Regions from separate parts of the Homo sapiens genome. Here region 1 is linked to region 2. The links are chromatin loops, found by intact Hi-C in ENCODE. Cell type or tissue: CD14-positive monocyte. All regions are shown on one strand. Links, peaks and the distances in the headings refer to the core of each region. The heading gives the core; the rest is flanking DNA.

What was found. A loop is a pair of places that touch in the nucleus more often than their neighbours do. Peaks named below come from ENCODE experiments on the same cell type or tissue, not always from the same donor. Only the 100,000 strongest peaks of a DNase experiment are listed, where the experiment ranks them.
Region 1: it touches region 2 in a loop (4-fold over the local background); 4 of 110 quality-filtered maps call a loop at or near these places.

The regions. Positions count from the first base shown.
Region 1 is chr5:143,009,920-143,021,180 of GRCh38, forward strand. ARHGAP26 (Rho GTPase activating protein 26) reads left to right here. Exons shown (of 23, transcript NM_001135608.3): 12 at 4,161-4,197. Among named protein-coding and RNA genes, the nearest start is that of ARHGAP26-AS1, 150 kb to the left of the region's middle. RefSeq lists enhancers at 1-35, 9,627-9,676, 10,097-10,306. In CD14-positive monocyte, for the core only: CTCF peaks have their summits at 4,306 (motif pointing right), 7,031 and 7,232; a DNase peak (open chromatin) is centred at 1,862; H3K27ac peaks cover 1,712 bases.
Region 2 is chr5:143,112,043-143,123,303 of GRCh38, forward strand. It overlaps ARHGAP26 (Rho GTPase activating protein 26), which reads left to right. Exons shown (of 23, transcript NM_001135608.3): 18 at 8,946-9,105. LOC124901098 (a long non-coding RNA gene) reads right to left here. Exons shown (of 2, transcript XR_007058980.1): 1 at 10,928-11,261; 2 at 10,485-10,605. Among named protein-coding and RNA genes, the nearest start is that of ARHGAP26-IT1, 75 kb to the right of the region's middle. RefSeq lists an enhancer at 2,678-2,747. In CD14-positive monocyte, for the core only: CTCF peaks have their summits at 6,456 and 6,659; DNase peaks (open chromatin) are centred at 5,969, 6,329 and 7,319; H3K4me3 peaks cover 827 bases; H3K27ac peaks cover 4,895 bases.

The DNA.
Region 1 (11,261 bases), core at 960-8,959, 100 kb before region 2:
GTTGCTCCTGGAGAGTTGAGTTCTATTGTATTAAGGTAGATGCTCTCAAGAGGCTTACCTGAAAGCATATAAATTTGAGATTGCTAATCATAAGACAAAGCTATGGTCAAAGTGATCTTTCAGGACATTGCTCTTGCCTCTGAACCTCAGTCTGATGCTAGTGGGCAACTGTGAGATCTGTAGAAGAAGGATAGCCCAGAGCAGACTGACCATTTCTAAAGGGTGAATTGCATGCTCTTTGCTTCTGTCAGTATAGAAGGTATTTATGAACCATAATACCAACCACTGGAGTGACTTGGTAGTGATATACATTTGCCACTGCCTAGAAAGGTAAAAGGGTATTGGAACATCCTTTTAGAGGCAAGATAGAATAGTACACCACTGACCAGCTCTGTGTCCTTAGACAAACTGTGTAACCACTCTGGGTCTCAGGTTCCATATCTCTAAAATGTGAATAATACTAGACCTCATCCATATGGTGGTTGCAAGGATTAGATGTTGCCATGTGTGGTGCTTGGTAAGTGCTAGGTAAACAAAACCATTCCTGCTTAGTGCTGTGACTGAGCCACCATCTGGTTGCTTCCCCACCCTGGGCCTTCTTTGTTGGGCCCTGTAGTCACAAAGTCCTGGTAAGCAGGATTTGTTAGCTTCATTTCAAAACTCATTCTCTTTGGCTCATTAACCCAAACCAGACAGAGATTAACAGCCTGGCCTCAGAGGAGCAGGTGAGTACATGTTTCTGGTGCCTTTGACTCATTGATTATCCTTCTCCAATTCAGGGAATGCTTGGGTGTTCCAGGAAGGGGTCTCCCGAGACCCAGGAAACCTTGAAAGAGAGTAATTTGGCACAAATTCATCTCCTAATGAAGGAGGGCTGGAAGTCCTGCATTTTACTATTCCTTCTGGATTTTGCCAGCTATAAATAGAAGCAAGGTTCCCTTGGATAGAATGTTTGAATTTACTAGGAGAAATGCAGGGATCAAGGATGGCTGAAGAAAAATACTTGCCAAAGTGTGGTCTTCTCTTCTGCACTTCCCTTGCCCAACTTTCCAAGGTTAGTGAATGCCGGTCAGCATGGATTGCTGGTCTTAGCTATTACACTGTGACCCATTTCACTCACAGGTCACAAGGCTCTGCAGGATCGGATTGCTGCCCCTCTGCCCTATCCTTATCTCCTACCCCTCTCTGCATTGCACTGATTGCTAATCACACTGGCCTTCTTCCTTCAAATGCAATGACTTTTCACCTTCCAAGGACCTGTACTTTCTGTTGGCACTAGCCCCCACGTCTTCCCAAGGAGGTACCCCTCATCATTCAGGCCTGGCGCAAACGTCATCTCTTCCGAGAGGCATTTCCTCGCCTAAAGTCCACAATAAACCCCCGCTTTTTTTTTTTTTTTTTTTTTACTTTCTCCAATGTACTTATCAATATTTGAAGTAATCATAAATGTGCATCTGTTTATTTCTGTTTTCTTCAGTAATTGGAAAGTTTTATGAGAGCAGAGATTACAGATGTCTAGTTCATCTGTATCCCCAGCACCTGGAACGTTGCCTGACCATTATAAGCACACAGTAAATATTTGTTAAATACATGGATAAGTAAACGAATTGCAAGCAACATGGGAAATTATTATTTAGGAGGTCTTCAAACTTTTCAAAGCCGCTATGCCCTTCCTCAATAGCCACATGAGTAAAATGGATAAAAGCCAAGGGAGGGGTCATTTGGTCTTAGCTTCTCTCCAACCCCTTTGTTTGTGCAGGTGCTGTGTGGCTCAATTTGGAAACCATGATCTAGCTCAAGTTCATTTATATAGATGATAAAGATGCTGCTGAGGGAGAGTGGGCCACTGTGTTTCCTCTTTTAAGTAGAAATTACACAACCTCTATGTCAGCCTCCACCTAGACTTCGTGGTGACTTTTGCCCTCCCCTCAAATTCCATGAATGTTAAGCATTTCTTTTCTCAGTAGTAGAGTCCAAAGCGCTTGCATTGTGTTGTGCTGTTTCAGTATATTTCTTTGGCACAGTCTCATTTGATGTTCACATCAGCTCTGGCTGAGTTAGTCAGAAAAACCTATCATCGCCCACATTTTATAGATGAAGAAATTAAAGTTCAGCAAGATGAAGTTACCAATGGGGAAGCCCAGGCCAGGATCAAAATCTTTTGACTCCTTATCTCTAGAGCGTTTAGGTATATGCATTGATGCCTTTTCATTCATTAGACAATCCTCTTTAAGTACAGAAACCTGTTCTCTTTATACTCATCTTTCTGACCTTTAATAAGTGGCCTGGTAGCTTTAGTTTTCTTTAGAAAATTAATAATAAAATGGGATGATTTGTTATATTTAGAGCTTGATAATTCAAAGACCTTCTTGGGCGACTCCTTCAGTTTATGGATGAGGCAATAGATGCCCAGAGAGGCTAAGAGACCCAGTGACACAAAGCAGCTGAAGGGCCAAGTGGGACCTCTTGACCAGCCATTCTCCGTCATATTTCTTAAGTGAAAAATCCCTTTCTGGATTTAATGGTTCTTTTCAGAGGTAGTTGCCTTGGTTTCTTTAGGGGTTAAATAAGTGGTTCTCAACTGAGAGTAGCCATTAGAGTCACTGGAGGGATATATTTATATACATACATACATATATATATATATATATATATATTATGATCAGGTTCACCTTATGCCTTTCTATACCTACAGAACCTTAATGACCAAAGAAGGGCTTGGGTTCTATGATTTTTTTTCATTTATTTATTTAAGACGGAGTCTTGCTCTGTTGCCCAGGCTGAAGTGCAGTGGCGTGATCTCGGCTCACTGCAAGCTCGACCTCCTGGGTTCATGCCATTCTCCTGCCTCAGCCTCCCAAGTAGCTGGGACTACAGGCGCCCGCCACCATGCCTGGCTAATTTTTTGTGTTTTTTAGTAGAGACGGAGTTTCACCATGTTAGCCAGGATGGTCTCGATCTCCTGACCTCATGATCCACCCGCCTGGGCCTCCCAAAGTGCTGGGATTCCAGGCATGAGCCACTGTGCCTGGCCGATTTTTTTCTTTTCTAAAGTAGAGGTTTCATCTTGTTTAATTATGACAGCATATCAGAGATGGGCAAACTGTGATCCAAAGACTGAATCCAGCCCACCACCTTCTTTTGTAGAGCCCATAAGCCAAGCATCATATTTACAAACAAATATCTATAATTGACTTTATAAGGAATACTAACTTTGAGTACCAATTAAGCTAAATATCAACCTCTCTTAAAAAAAACTTATTCTTCTGATTAGTAGGCTTGCATTTCAGAAAATCATACTCAAATATTATTAGTTTTTAAATTTTGTCAAAAAATGTATGAAAATTTACTTTCTATCTTGTTGTAGAAGTACCTACATAATGTCATTGATTTTGCCTCTTGGCCCACAAAGCATAAAATGTTAATGTCTGACCCGTTGCAGGAAAAACTTGCTGACCCTTGCAATATGTCATTGTCTCTTTTATATTGGGCATTTTCTTTTTCTTTATTGGGGTACTTTCCCTTTTTGTGATTTACATTATTTAAGGGGTTTCTATGGAAAATATATATTCTCCTTATAACATTCAAATTTCTAGAAGTATGTAGAGTAAAAAGTAACAGTTCCCACTCCCCGGTATTAACAGTCAACAGTTTTTGATGTAAAGGTCCTGACTTTGCCACTAACTAGCTGTGAGACATTAGTTAACCCCTCTAGGCTTCATATTCTCCATCTGTGAAACAGTGATAATAACAGCTCCTGCCCAACAGAATTGTCATGTTGATGATTTCAGATCATTCATGTGAAATGCTTAGCACATTGCCTGGTGCGCAGTTCATGCTTAATGATTTGTAACTAATTTTAATTTTTTTCTCTTTTCTATTTATGTACGCATATACATTTACTTGCTTTCTTAAAAAGAGGGAATTTTTTTTTACACAATAAAGTTGCACAGATGATTCTGATGCACACACACTTAAGAACAGCTAAAGTAAATACTGAGAAGTAGATAATTATTGAATGGGTTCATGTTTGGGAGCCAGAAATTACCTTCCACTTCATGGTGCAAACTAGGGAAAGTGAGGAAGATAATGGTTTTCTACAGTGAACCTATAGGGTGGCATAAAATGCACATAAGTGAATTTTTATTTTTATTTTCCAGGTCTACAACTCGAACAAAGACAGCCAGAGTGAAGGGAGTAAGTACGATGCTTGGGTAACCTTCTACAGCCAGGGTTGGGAGTAGGCTTTGAGAAGTTGCTACTCCAGGTGTGAACCACCAGGCGGTGCTGTGGGCGTGTTGGGTTGGCTCCAGTTCCCGAGTGCAGTGGGACATGCCTCCACCCCAACTTTCCGCCAGTGACTCCAGAGGGACGGTAAGTGAGCCTGGCTGGCAAGGCTGTAGTGTAGTGACACCTTGCATTGAAATAATGGGTCACACTTTACAAAGCATTCTCGTGTACATTATCTCCTTTAATCGTAGGTCTTAAGACTATAGCTCGTCACCACTTAAAAGTTACTTAATACAACAATACTCAACTCCTGGAGAGCCTTATCCTGTGGGAAAGCCAAAGTTGCTGTTGCCTCCAGCACGGTCTCGCTCAAAGGACTGGAGAGGCAATAACTATGTTAGGTGATTTCTTAGTAACTGTTTTCTTTGTGGTCTCTTGTGGGAGGAAAGAATGGAGATGAATTCTATGGTAATATTCCTCTCTAATGGAAGTGTCCCTGGGCAGCCTCTGTAGACTGTAGTGCATTTGCCCTGCTGCTGCCTGTAAGCACTCTGGTTAATCATGATTTCCAAGGGTACCTGTAACCTTGTAAAGGCAATGGGATTAAAATGAACCTGCAACTGGTAGAATGTTTGGGCTGATTATCTCCTTGGTGTATAGGAGAAAAAACAAAATCCTTCCAGGTTGCTGCAAGAGTACAAAGGAAATCCTGTCACCTTGCTTTGTAAAATCCACTTGAGAAAAAATTTAAAGGTTGCCCTACTGTGAATTCCAGTTGTGTTAGGAAAATCAGTAGAACAGTGCCTCTCCATGTGGACCAAAGGATGAAGTTGTTTTTTTGTGAAAGCCATTACAGGACAGAGATTTTTCCCCCCCTTTCTTTCTCTTCAAAATATAATTTTTTACCCAGGAGTTTTGTATGAAATATTAAATAATTTGGAATGCCTGCTGTGGGTAGGTTGAGAGGCCTTTATGAGATGAAAAAAAAATGTTCCCCTCCACCTCCAAAAAAAATAAAATGAGCAAGGGAAAAATTTCAAGTAAATATGCAAGGAAACAAAGAAGTAATTCCACCCTACCCCACCCTTAATTAGGTAAGATTGTTTTAGAACACTTGAAGTCAACTCTGACTAACTGAGGCAAAAACAACAGTAACAATAATGAAGGAATATGTAAGGCTGTATGGTAGCTCATAGTAAGGTCAGAGGAGCTGAAAAGCTAGGCTTGAGAATAGATGAGTTCTGGAGACCTAGGAACCCGGTGAGAAAGGGTCTTCTGGATAATACGACAAAGCTCTAAACTGTTTGTAGTCCTTGCCTCACCTTTCTGAACATTGAGATTTCCAGGCAACAAGTTGGTCTAATTTGGGTCCACCCAGGGAAAAACTGTACATTTTGATTGAGAGTTTCAAGACTGCTGCAAAAAATGGGAACAGAGTAGTTTCCCAGAGGGAAATCAGGGAAGCCATCAGGACCAGAGGGGATGGATGCCAAGCAGGCTACACTAACAGATACTCACACCTGGCCCTGCCTGGGACACATTGCCTCCATAATAAAGGACCCAAGAGTGGTGGGGTGGGGGAGGAGAGGCACGTGAATGGAGACCTCCCCCTACACCAGCCAGAAGTTTACTTTTAACTTGTGACCTTATGAACCTACATCTCTCTACTTGGGATAAATCCCAATAGATTTGAAGGACAACCATGGTTCTAGTGGTGGGCATCCCAACTGGTTCTGACATTTCTTAAGGCATTTCGAGGATATGCTTTGGAATCCTTAAAAAAGTGACCACCCTCTAACTCCCCAATGGCTTATCCTAAAGAAATCATTAGAGTGCAAAGATAGTTTGTACAACAAATAAATTTGTTGGGGCGTTGGTGATAATAGCAAAGAATGAGAGACAATCTAAATACCAAATAGGGAGTTGGCTAAATAAATTAAGGAGTAATACACAGCCTTTAGAAAGAACCAGAGAGGGCTGGATCTATTTGCAGAAATTGTGCTGATAGTTTGTTAATGATTGAAATTTTAAAAAAATTAGGCTATAGAACAACATACATAATAACATGCATTACTTGACCTCCCTCAAGAAAAGAATAAGACAAACAGTTTTATTTTGGAAAATATAAGCAGTTGTGACATTTTGCTTTTTGCACCTCATTATTCACAGAGCAAAGAGAGTTGCTTGCCTTGGGTGTCTAATGATTCTTCAGTCATTACCCTTTCATCTAGCACACAGGAGGTAAAAAGATGGGTTAAAAAAATTGGTCACTTTTGCCAGCACGGTGGCTCACGCCTGTAATCCCAGCACTTTGGGAGGCCGAGGCGGGCGGATCACAAGGTCAGGAGTTAGAGACCAGCCTGGCCAACATGGTGAAACCCTGTCTCTGCTAAAAATACAAAAATTAGCCAGGCATGGTGGCACACGCCTGTAATGCCAGCTACTCAGGAAGCTGAGGCAGGAGAATCGCTTGAACCTGAGAGGCAGAGGTTGCAGTGAGCCAAGATCGTGCTATTGCACTCCATCCTGGGCAATAGACTGAGACTCTGTCTCAAAAAAAAAAAAAAAAAAATTGGCCACTTTTTCAGGAGTCATTTAAATAGGAATTGTTTTTTTAGGGTATTGATTGATTTCTAAGCTGGCAAACCAGTGTGATGGTCTGGTTTAGTGCTTCCTCACCCTTTTTTGAGTTTGGACCCTTTCCCACATGGTACAGGTTCTTAGCTTCCCCTCCTTGGTGGGGTTGTTTTACTGTATCTCTTGATTGCAGTAATTTACAATTTAATGCAAACCCCCCATAAGGCTCATCTACCACAGGTGGCGCTAATGCTCTGGGTCTTGATTGTTCTGCAACACTCCTTCTGTTTATGACACAATCTAAACTCTTTTAAAGATATGAAGCCAATCTGATATGAATTTAAGAGTGAGACACTGCTCTTCTTAACCAGATTCCAAATGTCTAGAGTCCAAATTCCAAATGTCCGGCATTTTCTTTTCTAGGAAATGTTTTGGTGGGAATTTCAATGCAAACATTTTATCAGAGAGCCAGAATGTTCTGAAGGAGCAGTTAACAAAAGGGAATTTCTGAATTCGTTTGCTTTCATCTCGAAGTTTCTCTCAGGGCATACGGTGCCTGTGGAGTATAAGACAGGGCCATAAGTAATGTCTGTCAGCTGCTGGTATTTTCCAAATGACCCAGTTGCCAGGGAGAGGATGGCAGCTGATAAATATATGTACATTTCTTTGCAGAGCCTTTTCTTCTCCTCTTCTCTATGCTCTGTTTGGATCTCAGGTTTAGAGAGATGAATTCATCACACTCCCCTGTTCATGGCACATTATCAGCACAGGTTTCTTGATTCATTCATTCTTTCGTTTCATTTTATTTATTCATCCATTCCCTTTTAGTTCTTTTTTCTAAAATGTGTGTCTTTTATCTTCCTGTGTTCTTGATAAATGGTGTGTGTTAATAAATGGTTCTGGGTCTTGTTTTATTTCTTACTTTGTGCCCTCATCATTGTGTCAGGAGCCATTCGTATTCCTCTGTGTCCTTTTATGCTGTGGCTTCTGATTACTGCATAATTTGTGGTACACAGCACTTTGTATCTGTTTTTGTAGAGATGTACTCCATCTTCTCATGCCTCCAACTCCTCATCAGTACTCACACCACCACAATGGACATCTTTGTACATATCTTCCTGTGTGAGAATTCCTCTGGGATACACCCACCCAAAGCATTGCTGGACAAAGGCTATGCATATACTTAGTTTAAGCACTCTCTTGTATTGTTCTCCAGAGTGGTCGATCCGCAGTCCCACCAACCCTACATGCAAATTTCTCCATTCCTGCCAACTCTCACCAGTATTCAGCTCTCTAATTTTTTGCCAGTCTGATAGGTGTAAAATGATAGTTCATTGTTGTTTTAATTTGCATTTCTCTGGTAATTAATGAATTTGAGCATCTATTCATAGGCCTGTTAGTTTACTGGGTTTCCTCTTCTGTTAATTGCCTATTCATGTCCTTTGCCCATTTTTCTATTTCAGTTACCATCTTTTCTTTTTGATATGTAAAAAGTTCCTACTGATTCTAGATACTAATCCCTTGTTAGATTTAGCCAGTTTAAATATGTTCTCATCTTGTCATCTGTCTGTTAATACGTGGTATCCTTCTTTGACTATAAATCCTTCAAAGCCCTTTTATATATTCAAATCATCTCTTTTTTGCTTTCTTGTTTATGATTTTCAAGTTGTGTTTTGGAGAAGGCCTTTATGACCCATGTCACAAAGATGTGTACCTATGTTTTCTTTTATTGGCTTTATGAGTGTGTCTTGCACATTTAAGTTTCTAATCTAGCTGATTTCCACCACTGTATGAGATGTTCCATGAAGATCCATTCTTATTTTTATCCTTGGGAAGAGTTAGTTTTCCTATCAACATCTACTAAGCTATCCATTCTTCCCTCGATTGATTTGTAGTGCCAGTGTTCTTGCATTTTAGGTTTGCATATTTTAGTTCTGTCTCTGAGCCCTTTATTCAGGTTTTTTGTGTAGCTGTTTTTGTCCCAATACCTCTCTGTTTTTAATAATAACTTTGAGGCAACTCTTAATATCTAGTTATATAAGTCTCCTCTATTTATTCTCCCTTTTGAGGTTTGACTTGGGTATTTATGAGTCTTTATCCTTCTGTATAAATTCTATAATAAGTTTAAGAAGTTTCCCCTAAAATAAAATTTTTCTTTGCGAGTGCATTGAATCATACAGGTTATTTGGAGAAAGTTGACACCTTTGTAATATTAAGTCATGTCTTCCAAGGGTTTTGAATGTCTTTCCATTTATTCAGACCACCAGTGTTTTTTATTAGGATTTTATTTTTCTGCCTAGAGATCGTGTGTGCTCCTGGTCAAGTTAATCCCTAAATACTAAATTTAAAAACCAATATTTTATTTTGCCAGCCCTGCTACCCATGGGGACCCTTCCTGGATTTGCTTCTAGAATGTCAGGAATCTATATCAGTGACACCAGATTCTCTAATTTGTCAAACTCTTACCTAGTAGAGAAGGGAAGGGGAAAAAGGGAGTATTGGTAATAAAGAAGAAGAAAGTATGATATTGTTTCTTCTTAAGCTTTTTTTTTTGAGGAAGTGGTCACTGCCAGTGTCAGTCACCTAGTTATCTGATACTTGTCATTGATTCGTCCCTTTCATTATTACAAAGAACAAGACTTCCCTGGGCAAGAACCATTTCTCCCATCTCACCCGCTGCAGCCCCGTTTGCTGTATCTCTCGATGTCTTTTTGTCTTTTTGCTGTTCCCTACCTTTGGGTACAAGGTAGGGAATATCTTTAGGGAGTTATAAAATTTACTCCCCAAAGACTATGAGAATTGGTTCATTTTTCTTTGTAATGAGTCCAGGTTGGAAGCAGGATGAGAGGCCTGTTCTCAGCTCAGGCTGCTATTGTCCTGCCGTCCCACCTGAGGGAAGGTTAGAAAGCCGAGAACTTGTCAGAGAGAACACACCAGTCCAGTGCAAGGGAGTAAGAGAAGGGCAGGCTCTTACAGTGTGAGTTGGTCTTTTCCAAGTTTGATGTTTTAAATAACAAATGTCACTGCCTACTTAACTCTAAAAAGATTAGCTTGTTTACAAGAATGCTGCCCTCCCACTGTTTCTCCAGCTGCTTGAAGGCTGAAGTCTGACAGATTGAGGCAGAGAGGGCTCAGTCTCCTAATCTTGACTTTATAGTGCCACTTTCCTCAATGTGGGTATTAACTCAGATTCCATAGGTTAATCGGGTTATGTTGAAAGGAATATGCTGAAGTTGCTGCAGGCATGCCTTCTCATGCATGTCAGGACCTGGCTTAACACTGGCCATCTGGCTTTTCAGAATGCCATTTTGTAGTTCACTCCACTTCTCACTCTTGTTCAACATTTTCCTGTTACTCCCACCTGGATCTTGTGCCGGATGAAACTGCAGGAGTCCAGGCTTCCTGTAGCTCTTCCTTCAGTGAATGCCTCTAGAAGTTCTTGGACTCCTGGCCTCACGTGATCCTTCCATCTTGGCCTCCCAAAGTGCTGGGATTATAGGCATGAGCCACCACGCCCAGCCTTCTGGGAGTTCTTAAGGGCAGGTGGCACTGAGATATATGAGTACCGAGAGGTAAGGACACTCATAACTAGAACACACATCTGTCTCTACCTTTAAAGCTCATGTGATCTGCTGTGGAGGTTCAGACCACAGGGGAACAATAGACAGATGGCCCAATTACATCGTGTGGGTGTATGTCATATTCAAACCATCTACAGAAGTACCCAGGGTGCAGACTACATGCCCAGAGCTCATGGATTTGAGAGTGAGCTACACTTGAAAAATGGAAATTTCCTCCCTTCTCTCCTCCCCAGAAGAAGAAAAAATATAACACTTCCTCCTCTTTGCATCCAAGTCCTAGTCCTTTCTTTCCTTGTGGTTTGTTTTTAATCTAGTGCTCTAGTGCTTTTTTTTTTTTTTTTTTTTTTTTGAGATGGAGTCTTGCTCTGTTGCCCAGGCTGGAGTGCAGTGGCATGATCTCCGCTCACTGCAAGCTCCCCCTCCCGGGTTCACGCCATTCTCCTGCCTCAGCCTCCCAAGTAGCTGGGACTACAGGCACCCGCCCTCACGCCCGGCTAATTTTTTTGTAGTTTTTAGTAGAGACAGGGTTTCACCGTGTTAGCCAGGATGGTCTCGATCTGCTGACCTCATGATCCGCCCATCTCGGCCTCCCAAAGTGCTGGGATTACAGGCGTGAGCCACTGCACCTGGCCTAATCTAGTGCTTTTATAAGAATCCTTTATATTTGAATAAAAATGCTGAAGAACCCACTGCAGTTTGCCAATTTGTCATTCACACTGGGAGGTGGGGAGAAGAGCAGTGATTGAAGAAGGAAATATGAACTCATTGTAGAATATTACAGAAATACAGCAAAATGATTTTGAAACATTCAGTCAAAAATCATTGGTAATATTATTCCCAGAGATACTTCCTTCTTGCCTTTTTTAAATGATG
Region 2 (11,261 bases), core at 1,684-9,683:
CACTGGCGTGTGGCAGTGAGGGAGGCTGATGACATACCTGTCCTCTTGGAGCTCTGCTAAGTAGGGGAGACAGAAAATGTCAATTCCATGAATGGTGGTATATTTATAATTCAGTAAGTACCAGAAAAGAGAATTGAAGAATTAGAATTATAGTAAGGGACCTGACCTAGAGTGAGGTGTCCAGAAAGACCACTTTGAGGAAGAGTGGCAAGGAGGACAGAGCCAAGTCAAGAGGGAGAGGGGCTACAGAGTGGCCCAGGAATGGGGATCAGCATTAGGAAGGAAGGAACTGAGGCCCAAAGAAAATTTTAGCTCAGAGGTGGGAGAGTACAGGGACTGGGTAGAGGAGGGCCTTGAGAGGTCAGCTGGATCCTGTAGGTCCTTTGCCAAGGGTTTTCTTTAAGAAAATATATTTTTGTTGTTACTGTAAAATACATATAATGTAAACTTTACTACCTTGACTATTTTTAAGTGTACAGTTCAGTGGTGGTGTATAGTCACCAACACCATCCATCTCCATAACTAATCTTGTAAAACCGAAGCTCTGTATCCATTAAACAAAAGCTCCCGATTCCCCTTTCATCTGGCCCCTGGCAACCATCTTTCTACTTTTCAACTCTGTGAATTTGACTACTTTAAGTACCTCATATCAGTAGAATCATACAACATTTGTCTGTCTGTGACTGGCTTATGTCACCTAACACAATATCCCCAAGATTCATCCATGTCATAGTATATGCTAGAATTCCCTTCCTGTTTAAGGCTGAATAATACTATATTGTTTGTACGTAACACATTTTGCTTATCTGTTCATCCATCAGTAGACATTTGGGTTGCTTCTGCATTTTAACTATTGTGAATAATACTACAATAAAAATGGGTGTACAAATACTTCTTTGAGATCCCATTTTCAATTATTTTACACATATACCCAGAAGTGAAATTGCTGGATCAATGGTAATTCTGAGTCTAATTTTTTGAGGAGCTACCATACTGGATGCTAAAGAGTTTCAACTTGAAATTTAGAACAGTCAGAAGCCTTTGGTAGATTTTAAATAGGGAATGGAGTTGAATTAGAGAAGATGAGTGGAAATAGAGCTAGTTACACCCTCAGATTTTAGAATACCTCTGCGTTAGATTGCAAGCTATATGCAAAGAGGTATCTTGTCTTTTTTTAAGACAAATCCTTTTTCCTTTTCTCTAAACAATTTTCAGTACCAAGTGGGCCTCTGTTAGTGGAGGTTAAAGTGGACCTAAGTAATACTGAGCAGTACTTAACATCTCAGCAGCCTTCTTTACCCATCTGAAATGTAGCCATGTGTTTCCCCAGAAGCAGAGAACACTTTGCTAGTTATTCACAGAGCTTTGACATCCTTGAATGAAAGCAGTACAGCCTGGATGAATGCATATATGGCCATAATTATCTCCTTTTTGGACTACAGAACCCATTTTGGCTATTTTTCCCTCCTTTTTAAAATTTCTCCTCCTCTCTCAATCTTACAGGGCTCACTCTTTCATTATTAGGAACCGGCTCTGACTGTGCCAGCCAGCTATAAATGGAATGCCATCATATTTAAGGGTAGTTCATCATTTTCATAGTTTTGTCAAGTGTGCAGCCATTTTCCGCTGCAAGAAAGAGGAAGAAACAGTGTTTAGTCCAGTATCACTCCCACAGGCATAAATGCTCTTTCTCTCTTTTGTTTTTACTTCTTCCAATTTAGTGATTTGTGAAGTGAATGAGGGAGAGGCCCTCTTTTTCCTATTATAACCACTGATTTTTCCCCTACGGTGACTTCATTTTGGGTTGAATTTTCTGAGGAAGAAGAATGCCTTTTTAGCGTAGGTTGGACTTGCCCTGGTGGTGTGGGAGCAGGAGAGAGCTGGGGTTGGGAGTATGGACTCTGCAGACTTCATTCCCCTCCTGACTTTGCCCGTCGTTAGCTGTGTAACCTCGAGCCAATTACTTACCTTCTCAGTGCTTCTCTTTCCTCATTTGTAAAGTGGTAGTGACAGTGGTACCTGCCTGCCTCAAAGGGTTCTCCTGTTAGGAGACACTGTGTAGAAGTACCCACCATAAGCATTCAATTAATTATTTCAGGCTTCCTGTCTGGCTTCTCACTAGATAACCATTCCCAGGAAGATGTTAAATGTGTTTGGTGAGCCAGGCCTCAGTCAGTACACAGAACGATGTATCTGACACCCTCATTCTGGTGCCACCATTGGGGCAGTCCTGCAAGCTGTGTTCATGGCCCTGACGGGTGTTCTCGACAGAGGCCTCCTCAGCGCTGTTTGGAGCAGTCCTGCCTCACCGAGTCCAGGTAGTATTCAGGCAACACAGAGTCTGACTTGGTAGAAAACATGCAGTGAGTGGCAGTGAGGATTCCCCCCGCCATCCTCTGTTATATACTAAGGATAGATTTAAGGCTGGTGAAAAGAACCAAATTAACAGCCCTGGAAACTAAACTTGTCTGGTTAGCCACAAAAAAGTGTTGTTCCAGCAGCTTCATTTCCAGCTAATCCTCTTCAGCCCTAGAGCTTGGAGCTTCTCTGAGAGGGTAGTAGAGAGAAGGGTGATATTGACTGCAGCTTAGTTACCCACCCACTTACCTATAATACTTTCAGAATTGGTCATCTCAGGCCTACCCCAGCACCTGCCTGTGTTCTGCAGAAGATGCATTCCAAGGTCATGATCCAGCCCCTAGTCCTAAGGTATTTGTGAACAGGGGAGCAGCTGGTGTAGAAATGTCCCATGGGATTGACCGTGACGTATCTCTTAGAGGAAAAAGCTTGGTATGGCCTCCAATGGTCAGTGGAGTGCTCAGAACTGTTCTTTGTAGGGTGGTGGGCTTTGTATGGTGGGGGAGAACTTGCTGGGCAGGCTAGGGGCATGATGTTGTTGGTGTCATGAAGGCAGAGTGAGTTTGGTGGCTTTGCTTTGGCTCCATGTGAGGCTCTCAGCCTGTTGTGCCAGAAGTACTTATAGGGAAGTGATAGAAAATAAGTACTATAGCCAGGTGTAGTGGCTTATGCCTGTAATTCCAGCACTTTGGGAGGCTGAGGCAGGTGGATCACCTGAGGTCAGGAGTTCGAGAGGAGCCTGGCCAATATGATGAAACCCCGTCTCTGCTAAAAATACAAAAGTTAGCCAGGCATGGTGGTATGCACCTGTAATCCCAGCTACTCCGGAGGCTGAGGTGGGAGAATTGCTTGAACCCAGGAGGCGGAGGTTGCAGTGAGCCAAGATCACGCCATTGCACTCCAGCCTGCACGACAAGAGTGAAACTTAATCTCAAAAACAACAACAACAACAAAAAACGAAAGAAAGAAAAGACGTACTATTATGATTTGGGGTTTTCTATAGATTCAAAGTATTTCATATTTTTTTTTTACACCAAAGAATGAAAAGAGGAGAAATACAAATAGGTAGGGTACAGAAGTCTTTGAAACATAAGTGGAGAAGATGCAACCTCTTGCCCCAAGCAGAAGCAGGCCACTAGGGGTTCCTGGGCAGGATACCAAGCGAAACTACCAACTAACAGTGTGGCTTTAAATTGGCAGTTGCTGCTACTGCTACCACTTTCATCAGCACTACCTCGACAGCCACCATGACAAGAGCAGATGTCATTTATTAAGCCATTATTTCATGCTAAGGGATTTACTTGCAGAATCATACTTAATCAGCCTTTCAAGTTTACAAGCTACAAGCTACATATTATTGCTCCCATTTTATATGTGAGGAAACAGGTTTAGAGAGGCCAGGTGACTTGCCTGCTGCCATCCAGCTGTTAATGTCTGTCTTATTCCAACTACTGTGCTATGATCTCCCTTAGCTTTATTGTCCAAATTTGCAAATTGGAGAGAATATTTGCACTTTATACCTCTATAGCAGTATTTCTCAAATAGTAGTTCACGGCATATAAGTGGCTCATGAAAACAATTTATTGGATAAAAATAGAATCGACAGGATAAGATGGGAATAGAAATATCAGAGTGTGTCATACTTACTATTCCTGAAAACTTTTGTTTCTGATATAGTGTGGGGGTGTGTGCCTGTCTGTTTATGTATGTGTGTATTGCTTGGTAAAATATACTTCCTACCTTGGGTCATTGTCAGAAAGTTTGAGCGCTACTATTATAGAGTTATTATATAGGTCAGATAAATGTAAAAAGTTGTTGTAGAGCTTTTTTAAAAAGTCTAAAATGCTCTGTAAGCCTAAGTTCCTGTTTAATATTGGAAGGTGAAGCAAACAAGGAAGGGATGGTGGATAAGTGGGATGAGCTGTTGCTCCACCCATCCAACCCATGGTACATTGTGAATCTGTCACTACATTGTATCCAGTGGAGCCAGTACTCCTCTTTGACATTTTTCAACATAACACTCTAGGCCTCAAGATGAAACTTATCTCCAAACCCTACAATAAGCTTATGTATTGTTGGAATACTTTAGGACCAGTCTGGTGTTTTAAAGTACTGCTTAGCACTTATAGAGCTCTGGCTCTCATTTAAACTCTAGGAAAACAGATGTGATCCCTATGACAGCCTGGGGGTCTCTGCCTTACAAGCCCTACAAGGGTTGGCTACTGCTATTCCCATCATAATGCTCCCTCTGCCACCATCCCCACCACCATCTTTATCTGGAAGTGATTTACCTCCTTCTGCCTCTCAAAGGACATCAGACCAAAACAGAGTCTCCATCTATTTCCTCTTAAAGCAAAGGTGGCAAGAGGCCCCTCTGCCAAGGCCATTTTCATGGAACATGCTCTTTCCTCATTGAATCCAGTTCATGCGGGAACTGCCTGAAACATGGGGTACCTATACCTCCCTACCCCCAACAACTGCCCTGAAGTCATGCCCCTCGGGAGATCCACTGCTTCTCAGTGGATGCAGCCATTCTGATGATCACAGAAGAAACTGGATCTCTCCCAAGTGAATATCACATGCAAAACTGTTTCTCTGCAGCAGCCAAAGGAAGCCTGTAGAATTGGCAGTTCTTTCAAAAGACGCCACAGCAGAGTAGTCCACGTGGATGTAGGGATCTGAAAAGCATGTGTCAAAGACTCCTTCACTGCAACATGAAGTGTACAAGAAGCTTCTCTGTGTAGATTTTAAGTCAAGACTCAACATGACATTCTGAGCCATGTGAGGAGGAACTCAGACAGCTCAATTTGACAAAAGAGCAGGTTCTCTGTGTTTTATAGACCTTGCTAATGAACGAGTCCCGTGGCCTCTGCTGGACCGGCTCCGCAGTGCTCTGCCAGCCTGTTTCCCATGCATCTGTAAATTCATCGAGCTATAATGGATGGCTGGTGCCTGCAGAGGCTGACGTCTAGGCCTTTCTGTCCGGGATACATAGAGATCTCAAGCCATTAATAATTCATTCTGGAGTAATGAACATAGCTGTACCAAGTTGTGAGCAGTAATAATCAAGTGATGGATCAATTTATTACTTCAGTGTGCCGAAAGATAATGGTCATTAATAATGAAAGGTGTAACTCTTCCCACCCAAAAAAAAGTTTCCTAAGACTTAGATCAATGTGTCTTTTAAGTTCTAAAATAACATGGATCATTAAAAGGGAAATGAATTATGCTGGGTAACCTCAAGCTTATTTATATTCAGAGTTGCTAATCCAGAATTAATATACCTTTTTTCCAAATGCCTTTGGGCACTGGGGCCTGCAAATCAGAGTAATTATTACTCATTAATTAAGTCTAAGAAATGGAACATAGCTGAAGACTTTGATAAGGGAGGTTGGGATAGTTGAGATACATTCCCCAAAAATCATTTGAAGTTTAATGAGTAAGTAGCTGGGTTGGGAATAATTGTTTTAGGCCTACTCAGAAACTCTCCTCATCTTTTATTGCCTTAGTGAAAGCTCATTGTGCACCTCCTGTGCCAAGCAGTGTGCTTAGCACTGGTGCTACCAAATAAAATACCATACTTCCTCTTCTCAGGCCTTGGTAGGGATGACAACACTGTGTAATAAATGCAGGAGCAGGCCAACACTTCTGCCTTCACTGGGTATAGAGGATTGGAGAAAGGTGAAAGGAAAGTACAGAAAGGAATGGGCCATTTGAGCTGAGCCTTGCATATTAACAGTTTGCCAAGCAAAGAAAGCAGCAGAAGAACATTTCAGGCAGAGGAATGATATGGACAAAGGCAGAGAGGTGTGGAAGTGGAATGAGAGTGAAAAGTGAATTAGTATGATAATTACCACATATCCCATGCATTCTCACATTTAATCTGTACAACATTCACATGAAGTAGGTATGTTATTCACCCAACTTCTTCTTTTTTTTGAAGATGAGGAACCCAAAGCTTAGAAAGATTGAGTCACTCTGCCCAGACACCCAGAGCTGGGAGGTGGCACAGGCAGGCCTAGTGGTGATTTGAGGAAAGGTATGCTGTTTTATAAGAGTTCAGTCTTTGTGTTAAAAATAGTCGGGCAGGCCAGGCACAGTGGCTCACGCCTATAATTCCAGCACTTTGGGAGGCCAAGCTGGGAGAATCACTTGAGACCAGGAGTTCAAGACCAGCCTAGGCAACATAGCAAGACTCTGTCTCTACGGAAAAATTTAAAAACTAGCCAGGTGTGGTGGCGCATGCCTGTAGTCCTAGCTACTCAGGAGGCTGAGGCAGAAAGCTCTCTTGAGCCCAGGAGTGTGAGGGTGCAGTGATCTATGATCATGCCACTGCACTCCAGCCTGGATGACAGAGAAAGGCCTTGATCACACACCGGGGACTGTTGTGGGGTGGGGAGAGGGGGGAGGGATAGCATTAGGAGATACACCTAATGCTAAATGACGAGTTAATGGGTGCAGCACACCAGCATGGCACATGTATACATATGTAACAAACCTGCACATTGTGCACATGTACCCTAAAACTTAAAAGTATAATAATAAAAAAAAAAAAAGAAAGAAGAAAGAAAAACAGTGGGGCCCACTACAGGTTTACAGTCGTCATTATCAGAACAATTAAACAATAAAAGCACTGCTAAACATTCACATGTGCCATGCCATTGTGTTCTCCCCAGGGGAGGTGTGAGAGCTGAGTTTTAGGTGGAACTGCTGATAGCAGGGAGGATAAAGCTGAAATTAGAGGTTCTTGGGTCAGGAACCCTAGTTAGGAGGCTGTTACTTTAGTCAGATGTAGTGTGGAGAAGCCTGACGGGGAAAAATGATCATCATCCAAACCGTGTATTTTTATATTGGTCTACAATTTGAAGGTACTTTCATAAAAAAATAGCTTGTTGATTCACTTGCACACGGGACTTTTGTGACAAGAGGCTAAGTTTAATGACTTAGCTCTTTTGGGAGGGGAAGTATAAGGACATAGAATTTCCTTGCCACACAGAGGAGCTGATGTTGAAAGTAGTGATGTTAAAAGCAGCTTGTAAATATGCATACTTGCTGATTGACTGAGGCACAGAACCGAAGTCTCTCCCCCTTGCCAGGTCAGAATTTGACCATCTGCATTAACTTTGTCAAACTGGAAATGTGATGTAATTCTGGGTAGAATGGAAAACATAAGTAAAACCAGGAGACTCAGCAAGAACTAAGAAAATGTTTGTAAAATATTCTTTATGTGGACCAGAAACAGGCCACTCTCCCTGCTGCAGGTGTTGCTTAGCAATCAAAAAGCAAATCCTCTTTCTAACTGGGCTGTGCCACAGTTAAAGTTTCATAAACCTAACCATGCTCTGCCCACCTTTAGAGGAGGAAGTTAAACTCAGCCCTAAAAAAATTATAGAAAAGTACACATCTGCTAATAAAATTGGTTGATATGGTATTTCAATAAAGGCTCAGTTTAAAAACCAGCGCTTAAGGCAGTATAATCTCTTTTCTTCCTTAAAAAAAAAAAAAGTGGACCAGAGAAACAGTGAGAAACACTGCAGGCATTTATAGAATTGTGTGAAAAAATACTCCATATAAATAGCACTAAATGCTAGGGAGGTAGGTCTGTGCAAACTGCCTATCTCTACCCAATTTGTCTCTAGTTTCAAGTTAGTAATGAATAGCTTCCTTCTTGTAACAGGTGATTTAGGGAAGCTCTTGATATTGTCTCAACAAAACTGAATGGCATTAACTTTTAACTTATTTGTTGCCAAGTAGATGATTTATATGTTTTTATACATGGGGCCAGCAAGTGAACAATCGAGTTTTATAGCTAGGTCCTGGTGGCCTGGGTATGGAGTTCAGATACATCTTTTGAGTAGTTGTTTATTCAAAAATATGCCTACGTCTTTAGCAAATTACTCACAGGGTCAGCGACTGTTGACCCTGTGTGTTTGTTAGACTTTGAGTGTAAGTGACAATATAAACACAGCCATATAGATGAATATACACTAGTGCATTTTTATTTCTGTTTATGCCCTGTTTCACTTAATGTGAGCCATATGTTTAATCTGATCGGCCTTTAATACTTTACATCTAAAGTGCTGAATTTCCTTACTTGGTTTTAAATATCCAGATCTGCCCATTTAAAAAATTATGTCTATTTAATGCTTATGTTTGCAAATGTATTAAAGCCATCAAGAGGTTTTACATTTGCCATGGAGAAAAATGCTAACGATTGCAGTTTAAGCAGCTGCCAAGTACATAAATTGTAATTAAGAGGGATTAGCAGTTACCTGGACTTGCAAAACAGGGATTCAGATGTTCAAAGGTTAGTAATTTGGCAGATAGTTGCTTTGGTTGGTTGGTTGTTCTAGGCAAAATGGAAATGATAAAGCGTGTCATATCCTGAAATAGCAAAATAGCCTGGATGCTGAAGATTTCTGAAATGTGGTAGATTTTCTGACTCCTGTGGCATCTGACGATGACCCAAGTTCTGGCTCCTACAGATGAGGAGTCTATAAATAGGAAGATAGGAAGGATACAGGGTGGTTGGTATCTCTGTGTACACGATTTGTCTCATTGGTACCTTTTCTTTTCCTTCCTCCCAGTGTTGCTAACAACCACAAGCAGAATTTGATGACGGTGGCAAACCTTGGTGTGGTGTTTGGACCCACTCTGCTGAGGCCTCAGGAAGAAACAGTAGCAGCCATCATGGACATCAAATTTCAGAACATTGTCATTGAGATCCTAATAGAAAACCACGAAAAGGTAATATGTAATTGATCACTTGCAGTGAAGAATGTACCTGGGGGGAAGCTGCATTGGAATTGACCTTCAGAGTTGGCTCAGATTTGCATTGCTAATCACTCTTACACTGTCATGACGATGAAGTTGCTGGTGGTGGTAGTGATGGTGGTGATGATAATGTAAGGTTGGTGGTAAAGGTGTCAACCGTGGTAGTTACAATGACAACAGCCATGGTTATGGTGGTGGCAGTGGTGGGTAAAATTGATTGAGCATTATGTGCCAGGAACTGTGTTAAATACTTTATATGTATATTGTTATTTTATCCTCACAACAATTCAATGAAGGAAGTACTCTTATGAACCTCATTTTGGAAACATGCTTTGCCCATTTCTTACTTGATTGTTTTCTTATGAATTTATGAGTTTTTTAAATTTTAGGGATATTAAACTTTCTTCATTTGTGTTGCAAATATTTTGACCTATAGTTTGTCTTTCAGTTTTATAAATGGTGTTGTATTTTTTGTACCGTTTGTGTGCGCGTGTCTTTATGGTCTGTCTTTTCTTTTGGGGAATTGGGGTTCCTAGTCTTTCTTTCGAAGGTTTTCCTCATCCCCCAATTTGAAGAATATTAACGCAGAGCTGCCCTTGTAAAACTGGGGAGGGGACATAAAGCTGCAGTCCTCTCACCCACTTCATTGCTCTTATGAGCAAATCCATATGAAGCTTCTCAGAACTTGTGCAGGGTTCCCTAAAGCACCATTTGGCAGCAACAAATCTGGAATCTAATAAAAAATGCTGTTTCTCTTAAATAAAAACTTTGCCTAGAATGGCAAATTAATCATGCACAATAAATCCAGAATCTGACCATGCCTCACCACGTACACTGATAATGTTGTAAGCCACCACTACCTCTTGTCTGACTTTTTACAAGAGCCTCCTAATTTGTTTCTTTCTTGTACCCTTGGCCTGACAATTCTGATACCAGCCACCAGAATGAGATTTTTTTTAATGTTAAGCCAGATGGTATCAGTTTTCTCCTAAGAATTATCCAGTGGCTTCCCATTTCATACATTTGCCCACATAGTCTCTGTCCTTTTACTGTTACTACCTGATCTCGTCTCCTGCATCTCTCCTATAGCCATCTTGTTTCTGCCTTGCTGTTTCTTGGACACCACAGGCACATTCCTACTTCAAGGCCTTCGCAGTTGCTGTTCCCAGTGGTTGGAACACTGTTCTTCCATAAAACCACATGGCATACTTCTCCCTTCCTTCAAGTGTACTAAGTGAAGCCTACCTAGATCTCTCTGTTTAAAATTATAATCCCAACTTCCTGCATTCCCTTTTCCTTTTATTCCACTTAGTCTGTTTTCATATCAAAAGACAAAATCACAACAAGTTTAGTTTAAAGATGTTAATTGACTTTTATTTGCGATTCTAGAATTGGGCAACACCTCATTCTGTAAAATAGAATGAATATTCCAGGAGCTGAGCAGAGGAGGTTGGCTTTATAGACAGAAAAGGGCTAAAGAAGAGAACAAAAAGCAGATTAATTGTTTTGAAGTTACTTTCCTTGTAAAAGTTAAAGCAGAGGGGACTTCCTTCAGTGCTGACTAAAACTGGCCTGTTTGGGGATTTGCCTGTTATCTCTCCCCTCATTTATTGGAAGGTCAGACAAACAACTTATTTTTGGCTTGATGGCATAGAACTTCAGCAGAAGTAACTGCATTTTGATTTGGTCTCTTGAGCCTAGGGCAGGAGCTCAGTCCAAACCAGTGGCCTCCTATCAATTTTATTTAACACATAGGACTTCACAAATTATAGGGCATGTAATAAAATTTACTTACTGATTAGATCCATTGGCTTTCTGACCTCTTCAAGCATGTGTGCTTCAGGAAAGCAGGGACGTTGTGTTTTGTTCCTCAGTAGGCACTAGTACATTGGTTTTGGGTGAATGTGACAGCCAGCCTCCAAAATGGCTCCCAGTGATCCTGTCCACCAGTGTTCATTCCCTTGTGTAGCCCCCTCCACCTCTGAATAGAGCTAGCCTATGTGATCAATAGAATATTGCCAAAGTCATGGTATTTGACTTCTGAGAACAGAACATGTACATTACTCTGGGAAGGTCATCCTTCATATTCATAGGGTTTGTCGTCTTTGTGAGAGCAATTGGAATAAGCC